2 separate regions of the Homo sapiens genome follow, and region 1 is linked to region 2. The links are chromatin contacts, found by Hi-C in ENCODE. All regions are on one chromosome and are shown on one strand. The core of a region is the stretch at or near the end of the contact, and the rest is flanking DNA. Distances in the headings are between cores, read along the strand shown.

Region 1 (4,608 bases), core at 279-2,778, 1.0 Mb after region 2:
TTTTTCCTGTTAAAAGCAGATTCGAAGCATGAGTTCAGTGTCTCAGCCATTTTAGAATCATCCTCAATTTCATGTCTACGCCTGCTGATTGGCAGCCTTGATTTCTCCTGGTTGTTCAATGTCCCTGGACGTATTTATTAACGCCTTCTTTTGTACTTTGAAACCCATTTTAGCACTAATCATTTCACTACCTTTGTCTTTTCTCTACCAAGTTTTAACTGATGTGGAATATTTTTACTCTATGCTCTTCTTTTTAGGCATGTCAAGCAAGAATTTTGCTCTCTCATCAGTCCTCTGTGATAGTACATTGAATGTGTCATGCAATTAGCATTGCTGTTTTTCAGAAGAATTGAAGCACTATCCTGATAATTTGGTTCTGAGCTTCACTTCTGCCTGAAATGTCTAGATAATTGCAGCATATGTGGGTGTTGTGAGGTTTTTTTCTGCTTGAATTATCCAAATAATTGCTTTAATTCTCCACTTTGCCTTACATATAGAGACACAAAGAAAGTGGATCAAGAAAATGGAGGAACCACGGGAATTTTTTTGTGGAATCCTTATTCTGTGCAAGGCTATGATCTGATTGCCTTCTCTTCTGAAAGGAAGTGCCTTCTGGTCACCAATATGTCACTTGCCTGGTATCTCTATTTTGAGTATTTCTCTCTGTGTGAACTGCTGCTTAGCTGGCCAGGACTCAAATGGTTTCTTACATAACCCAGGATATTTTCTTAGATTCTCTTCTATGAGTCAGTGAATCATAATATTCAGGGCATATCAGAGATAAAAGAAGTCCAGAACATCAACCACCTCTCAACCTCTGACCACTGACCCCACCATTATATAGATGTAGTCATTGAGACCTAAAGGGGTAATGTAAATATATACGCTTTCATAGAAAATCGGTGCAGAAGCAGGAACAAACAAACACAGGATGTATGCTAACTGTGGACCAAAAACAAAATGAAAACTCCAAAACTGATTTTACTTATCTTTTCCCTAAATGCAAATAAAGCTCACAATATCAGTTGAGTCATCTATAAAACATGATTTAGGGAAAACTGGACGAGTGACAACAGAGGCTCTCTCCATCTCTTCCCAAGGCGGTACTCTCCCCTCTTTTGTTGAGTAATGTAGGGTAGAGAAAAAAATAAAACAGACCTACATAATTCCTCCAGAAAAGGGGACGGCACCTGAAAGCAAGAAGTATGTCTCCTTCCTCTTCTTCATCCTCTGCAGAGTTGTTCAAGAAGTCAGCTCTCAGGCACCAGCTAAAACTCTGGAGCCAGCACAACTCCAATTTTGGAAACTACCATTATGGAAAGAAGAAAGTGAGCACAGCCGTGAGAGGTCTATGGCTCCGAATATGGAACTCTTCATCCTCTCAAACCTTTCTCCAGCTTCCATAGAAGACTTCATCTTCTTATCTCTATTATCATTTTCCTGCTCAGTGAAAGTTGCTCTTCTACCTCCACCCCCAGGCCTGGGGTGTGTGTGTGTGTGTGTGTGCTCCTTTGCAACTCAGCTCTAGGTGTCCAAGCAAAAGCTTGAGTTTTGCCGTCTCTTCCTTCAGCTTGGGATTCCTGTGGAAGGAATTGCTGACAGTGAACACTGCCCACCACTAGAGAGCAGTCAAAGCCAACATTTTCCTGGGCAAAAACTTCTAAGAAGTTGTTTTCAAAGGAGCCAGGTTCTCTTGGTCCTCTCTTTCCCTCTCTCATCTTTCTCAGGGCGGAGCACCCTGTCGGTCTCCTTCACAAAGGCATATTCTACATGTCTATTTAGACATTATGGGCGCAATGAACACTGTGTTAATTCTGCCAGAGAAGCCATTGTCAAAAACGTTTGTTCTTGAAATCTTCATGTTTTTACCCCATCAGCACAAACACAGCATCAAGCTGACCTAGGTGAATCATAAAATGTTGAAAATAAAGGCAATCTTGCAGTTAAAAAAAGAGTTATCTTCATAAATCCATAAAGGAAACAAAATCAGACCTTGGTTGATTCTTCCCTAACCCTCTTTAGTGAGACTAACAGCAGACAAACCTAAGCAGGGTCCTATGCACATCTTCAGATATGCTTTATTCCTTCAGACAACATGCTTTTTCCAACCTTAATGAAGAGAACAATTGTGCCTCATATAGGCTGTCTTTCAAATTTCAGTAGGTCCATGTCTACATTATTTAACTTACTTTAATGAACAGTAAAAGAAAATAATTATTGCAGATTGGCCTGTTAGTGTGCAGGAAGAATCCTCTAGTCTACTAGACTGGAAGGTGAAGAAAGGGAAAAAGAACTTCTGGAAGGAAAGGTAGCTGGATTCACATTCACTCTGGATTCAACCTTAGATTTACATTTGAATCATGTCTTTGCCACTTGCTTAAGTGTAACCTCAGGCAAGTTACTTAAGTTCTCTCTAAATCTTAGTTTCTTCCTCTGTAAATTGGAGGTCATAAGTGTTTTCATCAAATAGCATAGTTTTAAGAATTAAAAGAACAGTGTATGTAAAGCACTTAATAAAGATTTGCTGTTATTGTTCAGGAAGAGAACTTTGTGACTTATTTCTGACTTCTTCCTCTATTGCTTTATTTCTATACATCCAATTTCAATTTTAATTTTGCTAAATATTCATTATACATGTTTTATGTTCCATGTATAATATAATTCTGATCCTCAAGAGGTTACAATGTGGTTTTTAAAAGAGATAAATATGAAGGAATGAAATACAAAGAAGACACATCTTATAACATTAGATTCTAAAGATAACACATAACACAGAAGGTCTATATTGTCAATACTACCCGCAAGAGTCCCAGAACTGGGCTTCTCATAAAGTCCAGTTCTACATATACATATATATGAGTTTTTTTAACTCTTTATTACCCAGCATTAAAGATTAATAAATTTATGGCTGAAATGAATGCACCAAAGTCACCCCTGTTATTGGTATCACCAGCTTCTTGCTTGACCTCTTACATAATAAGAATCACATCTCAGTCATGAAAAAGAACTTTTAAATCAATTCACACTTATTTTCTGAGATTCTTTCAGGCTTGGTTGCATTCATTGCCTGTTTAATATAAATGATGCAATAGCACCATTGCCAAGCACCTTGAGTTGGATTCTTTCAGCCGATGCCCTGAGCAATTTAACTCCACGCTATGGGCTAAATGGAAATTCAGTCCACTTGTTGTTGGAGCACAAAACAAAGTTCAAGTAATTATCACTGTAGGGCATTTAGGGAAGGATCCACAGAAGATGGAATTGAACTTGCATGATGAGTTGGATTTTAATAAAGAAAGACGATGAGGAAGAAAAGGAGATTATACAAGGATGAGGGAAGAACATGATTAAAGACAGCAAGAAAGAAGGGAAAATAGCATTTATTGATTAACCCCTATGAAACTAGTTGGACACCTTGACTCCCTTAACTTGTTTCATTGTCTCCACAAACCTGAAAGGTTTATAGGATTAGCTCCATTCTTGCCAATCAAGGGAACATGAGATGGAGGATGTGCAATAAAGTCACACAGCCAGTAAGCAGCAAAACCAGGATTTGTATTCAGATGAACAGAATTCCAAAATACATGCCCACTATGCCACATTGCCAAAGGCAAAAAGAAGTATAATTACAGAGGAGGTGATGCTGAAATAAAAGCAAAACCATTGCATTGTCTCTTTGAGAGACAATAAACATTTTAACAGGGTTTTCTTTTTTATTAAAAAGTGCTTGCTAAACATTAAAAAATGATAACTATACGTTGCCACAATTTTCCCCCTGCAGCTGGGGACTTGCTCATAGATGACCACTGACTTTTTCATAACCAAGGCTAATCAAGAGACCAACTAGCATTTTGAAAAAAATGAGAGAAAGTCTGAGGTTAAGCAGATAAAAGAGTTATGAGTGAGTTAGAAAATAATGGATGCTAAGTGGAAAGGATGCTATAGATGGGAAAAGAACCTAGCCACTATGAATATATCAAGTAGTCAAATGTGTCCTTTTTTAGGAAACTATAACCCATCTGTTTGAAATAGAGATATTTCTTTATTATTGCTGTTCTTTCATTAATTAGAGCTGATCCAAGTCTAAACTCTAGCCCCTACCTTAAGAAGTTACAAAGATCTCATTTTTCAAGATCTAGCTAAAAAAGCACTTCTTTCTAAAAGGCTTATTTAATCCCTTACAGCGAGATTTTTGAACTCTTACAGGCATTTTTGTTTGTATCTATATTTTTTATTTATTGATGGCTTATCTTTCCTTTTAGACTGTAAGGTCCTGGAAACTACGGTAAGTATGATTCATTATTGTATGTCCAGACCCTGCTTTACATATAGTCAGCACTCAAAATATTTGTTGGGTGAATATTGCAAGTGTTTCAGATGGGTTAGCACCAGCTTTTCAAATCAAGCGTTATGTATACATAAATTATTTTCTGCCTATTCTTTTTTTCCATTAGTCATCTCATGGTCACTGCAATAATTGTAGATTCTATAACATCCTGAGTGAATGGACTACCCTGCTGAACAAATAAACTTAGTGAATCTGGATTTCCAAATGAAACTGGTTCCCCATCTCTCACTTTAAACAAAAATAAACTCAAGATGAATCAA
Region 2 (4,876 bases), core at 2,255-4,754:
AAATCAACTCTGTTAAACCTTGTCGCCCCAAATCAATTTAGGACAAAAAGCAGCAGCACATTACTTTTTTAAAAGCCCAATTCAATTTTAAAGTTTTGAAAAATTTCAAGCAAACATAAAGGACAGAAAATGTTAAACATCCTTGTACTCACCACTCTTAACAAGCGTCAACATTTTGCCACATTTGCTGAATACTATAACTTACTTTTTTGCTTTTTAAAGTTTTTATTATTGAACACAGACAAGTACTATATGTTAATATGTGCAATGTACAAGAATAATGAAATAGTCATATGTCTACTACCCAACTTAAGAGTTATAGATTTATTTTTTAAAGAAAAAGTATAATTACTTTGAGCTTGCCAGCGTAAGTTTCCTCCTACTCTCTCCCTGCAAAAAAAATAGTTGTGTACAAAATAAAATTCCTGGGGTTGACATTCAGATGACCCCAATGAATCTGATTTTTTTTCTTTTCTTTTTTTCTCTTTGCTTTTTTTTTTTTTTTTTGACAGAGTTTCGCTCTTTTGCCTAGGCAGGAGTGAAGTGATGTAATCTCAGCTTCCTGCAACCTCCACCCCTTGGGTTAAACTGATTCTCCTGCCTCAGCCTCCCGAGTAGCTGGGATTATAGGCGCCCACCACCACACCTGGCTAATTTTTGTATTTTTAGTAGAGATGGGGTTTCACCATCTTGGCCAGGCTGGTCTTGAACTCCTGACCTCATGATCCACCCGCCTTGGCCTCCCAAAGTGCTAGGATTAAAGACGTGAGCCACCACGCCTGGCCTGAATTTTTTTTCTGTTGCTCTTCAAGTTAGATGGTTTAAGTAATGATGTTTGCCGGGAAGAGATTTGAGGACCTAACCGTGAGATAGTCCTGCCCTGTTCAGGTCTCCCGTGTTTCCTCATTAGACCTTCCAGCTTATTACTGGAAAAGCATTCTTTTCTCCATGTTTTAAACACCTATTGAGTATGAATGTTTTAAGTGCTTATTAAATACTGGTTCATAACTCTTTGTAAGAGTTAGGGGAGAATCATCAATATCTGGAACAACACCATTCTTCATGATATTGGTTTTGAGAGCCACGTGGGCAGAGAAATAAATTCTAGAAAAAAAGAAATGGTAATCTGACATGCAGACTTGGATTATAAATATGGTCAAAGGTGTACTTAAAAACAAGATATTTTGCTTCTTGGTTAGCTTTACTGAGAATCCAGGGATCAAGTAAAATCATTGCCATTGGTACTGACGGTTGAGAGTCAGTGCGATGCTAAACCACAGGAACTCCTTACTTCTATGCATGATTAAATCCAGTTGTCAGGTTTGGGCAGAAGAGAGCCCTCCTTTTCCTCAAGTCTATAGGGAGGTGCTGTGGGGGAGTTTTCTCATTTTCCAGAATATACAGAGCAAGGATCATCCATCATAATCAGACAGGGGTATTTCATATCATCCATTTCCAGTGAGAACTGTGGTAAAATTCTGTCCTTTTTCCCATTTTTGGCTGCTGTGATTGAAACCCGTCTTATAAACAGAAAAGGGTAGTTTGAGTTATTTTAAAAAATAAGAATCCTTCAGTCTCTGTTGCCCATTTTCTCCTCTATGAATAATTTCTGCAGACAGGTGACCAGTTCAACCATCTCTCTCGGTTACAAATGCCTGTGGTTGGTCCACTTCCTTCAGCCTTGGAGTAAAATAAAGGCTTCTTTTGCAAGATCACGAAATAATTCAGCAAATACTGTGGGACTATAAGGTATTCCTGTGTTGTCACCTTTTCTTTTGAAGAATATAGAGAATATGCTTTTCTTCCTCTAATTCAAATACATAGATTCCTTATGCTTGTATAATGAAAGAATAAGGGCTCTGATACATACATATCATTGAACAACTATTATCAGTATTAGGCAATTTAGAAAACAAAAAATAAGACTTCAGAATTTATATCAGCTCCTTCAATACTTCATTTAGCTGGATCCATTTAAATATTTCATTTTTTAGCCTATGTTGTAGTAGATTGCTTGATTGGTCCAAGGTAGTCTCTAAATCCAATTAGAGAAAATGAAATTCAGGAAGCACATCACTGTAGATTTTGGTACAGTGACTTGAGTATATAATTGCCATCTCTTTCTATGTTAGCTCAGGGGTGGGTTTTGTGCCATAAACCAACCATCCAACCACCAGTCTACCCACCTACCCACCCAACTAACCATCATTTGGGCTATATCTATCTGCATATCATACATAATATCCTTGCAGGAATTAATCCAGCATCCATATGAGTGTAACTCATACCTAGGCTGATAACAAAATCTGAAAGGTTTTTCACTGAAATATATCAGGTGACTAAAGAATTTCACAACCCAAAAGAGGAGGGTATATCGATCCTAGTGGAATTCTATTTCATGGATTTTGTTCTGCCTTTATTGACACAGTTAGACATTAAAGAGAATAAGTATAATAACAAAATTTATAAGAAATGCTTATGGAATATTTTCTAATTTTAGCTACAATGATGGGTTGTTTATATTCTGTGGTTTGATTTTTATATCAATCTTTATGCAGCTATTATCATTACCCAAACAAGTAGATATTATTGCCCCTTTAATAACAGTGAAGGAAACTGGAATGTAAGAATTGAGGTAACTGGCCCACACACCACAAAGCGAGGAAGTAGGAAGCTGGAATTCACATCCAGGTTTGTCTGTTAGAAGCCCATCCCCTTGACCTTTCTGCCATATTATCTTTCCTTATGCTGTGGCACAAAAAAAGAATTGTGACCATACCATCTTCCCAGAGAGGGATTAGACAAAGTCCAGAGAACGTCTAGATGGTCAGGAACTCTAGTCATGGCGATGCTAGTTACTATAAGAGGATACTTGGCAAACAGCATTGCACCCAGATGGTGCGCAACCCACACGTCTCTATTTACGTAGAGGTCTCAAGTGTTTGTATTAACAGGTTTGGAGGATAATAAAAGGAGTTGTTGTTTGTTCTTTCTTTGTACGTCTGAAATTAATTTTTAGCATAAATTTAAAAGGGGAGTTTGTAAATTCACTAGACACTGAGAGACTGGAGATCCAAGCAAACATTTGTCTGTTGAGTTTAAAAAGATCTGGTGTAAAAGTGATTGTTTTCTATTTTGCCCACTAGGTGGCGCTTTGGTCTCACAGGTTCCTTTTAATGGGCTGGATTTCCCCGCCCCCCCACCTCCCCCCAACCCACCTCCCCCCAACCCCACCCCATACCTAGATGTTGGTCCAGGAAAAAAAAAAAAAAAAAACAATTCAAGACTGATTAAGAGGACTATGTCAGTTGAGTTTGTTCAGTTTGGGTTTTCTCTATCATTATCCATGTTGATAACAAAGATAATTAAACTTATTTGAAAATTTTGGACACTCCTTTTTCAACCTTCTTGCAATAAACTGTATTCACTTATTTTGGAAAAAAGCATCAATAAATGGAACTAGTGAGTTATCTTCTCAGCATGTCTCCACAGGCTACACTTACAACAGTCTTTCCTCCTACAGAGCGGGGCAAGTCATAGGAAGTGACTAAAACCATGTCATTTGGGTGTTCATATTAAGCACACTGGCTATGAGATCGCCCCGGAATGTATACACAGCCCAACATGTCATTTTCTTAACACCTTAACATCAGTGTGGACAAAAACAATAAGGAACAATGTTTTAAACATGTTTACATCAAAGAGGACTGGGGTCATAAGGAAGCAGTTCGATGGGAGAATAAATAACATTATTCCAAATTCAATAAAACTGATCAGTCATTCTACAAATGTACACTGATTTGACTCATTCCATTACCATGCAAGAATTTTATTTGTTGACTGTTGTGAAGACATTCCTGTCATCAAGAAGGAATTTTCTAAAATTATAACCTGAGATAGTAGTAAGTGATAGAAAAATTCACTAAATGGCTTTTCCATGAAATAATATTTATTTATACCTACTTCTGAATACCTACTATGTGCTGAGCAGGTGCAGGGTGATGTGAAACATATATTAAATCCCTTAAGGAGCCTACAGACAAAGATTAAGAGATGGCTGAAAGATAGTGTATCCAAGGTCACGTTGGCACAGATTACTGAAGTGAGTGGGGTGGCCTGGAAGAACATTAAGTGGACATTTAAGATGGAACAGCTAATAAGACAAAGGTAAAATGAGTCTAGAAGAATGACTAGACTGAGAAGAGAGGAAAGGAAAGAGGCAGAAATAGTAGAATGTAGAAAAGCTTTAGGCCCATGGTGATTATGGAGAATTGCAGAAGTCCAGTAATCTAGAGCATAATAATGCATATGTGGAAAGAGTGGGAAATTGGGGCCATAGGTAGAAGCCAGAATCAGGGACTTTGAGTACTAAATTGAGCATGATCTATTTTCTAGAAGGTATAGGAGAGACTTTGAAGAAGGCTGTCACTTGCTCCCCACGTAACCCTCTAAGAAGGCATGCCATTCACTTCCACTTTCCAGAAGACACAGGTGTGTTTCCCCAGAAGACCATCTGGATCCAGAATCTGTGCAGACTGACCATCTATCATGGTCTTTCCTTGTGGGAATTTTAAGTCTTGACTTTCCTTCTGGAGCTTTCCATGCGACCGAGGAAGTGATTATACAATAGCAGATGAGATCCTTGGTATAATTAAGGATTGCTTGTCACTTTCAACATTTCCCCCCATCAAACCGTGGACAGAGAGGCCTTGGAAGGGTTTAGTTCTGCTACCATACTCATTTAACCCTGCTAAGCATATTTTCTTCAGCATTTTGCAAGCAGAAATTTATAGTAATGTTTTTTGACACTAACTCTGAGTCCTGCATTCTCTGCCTGACTTGCTGTATTTGAAGGTGGTAGCGAAACACATGGTGT

What was found. Hi-C counts contacts between places; a loop is a spot of excess contacts on that map. Pooled maps may share reads with other maps.
Region 1: a loop to region 2 is called in a map of PC-3, with 5 times the contacts of the local background. The contact joins two enhancer-like sites. A Hi-C loop is called at or near these places in 6 of 168 maps with a recorded cell type or tissue (A673, IMR-90, PC-3 and 2 more), 2 of 37 single-sample maps with no recorded cell type and 8 of 50 pooled maps.

What each region holds. Positions count from the first base shown.
Region 1 is chr14:80,054,768-80,059,375 of GRCh38, forward strand. No RefSeq gene overlaps it. Among named protein-coding and RNA genes, the nearest start is that of DIO2-AS1, 150 kb to the right of the region's middle. RefSeq lists a silencer at 1,459-1,753. Within about 2 kb of position 1,529, at least 2 of the 41 ENCODE cell types and tissues checked have a DNase peak (open chromatin) inside an H3K27ac peak, as active enhancers do; they include PC-3, where a contact is called at or near this core.
Region 2 is chr14:79,008,172-79,013,047 of GRCh38, forward strand. The region is part of intron 15 of NRXN3 (neurexin 3); the gene reads left to right. Among named protein-coding and RNA genes, the nearest start is that of NRXN3-AS1, 65 kb to the right of the region's middle. Within about 2 kb of position 3,505, at least 4 of the 41 ENCODE cell types and tissues checked have a DNase peak (open chromatin) inside an H3K27ac peak, as active enhancers do; they include PC-3, where a contact is called at or near this core.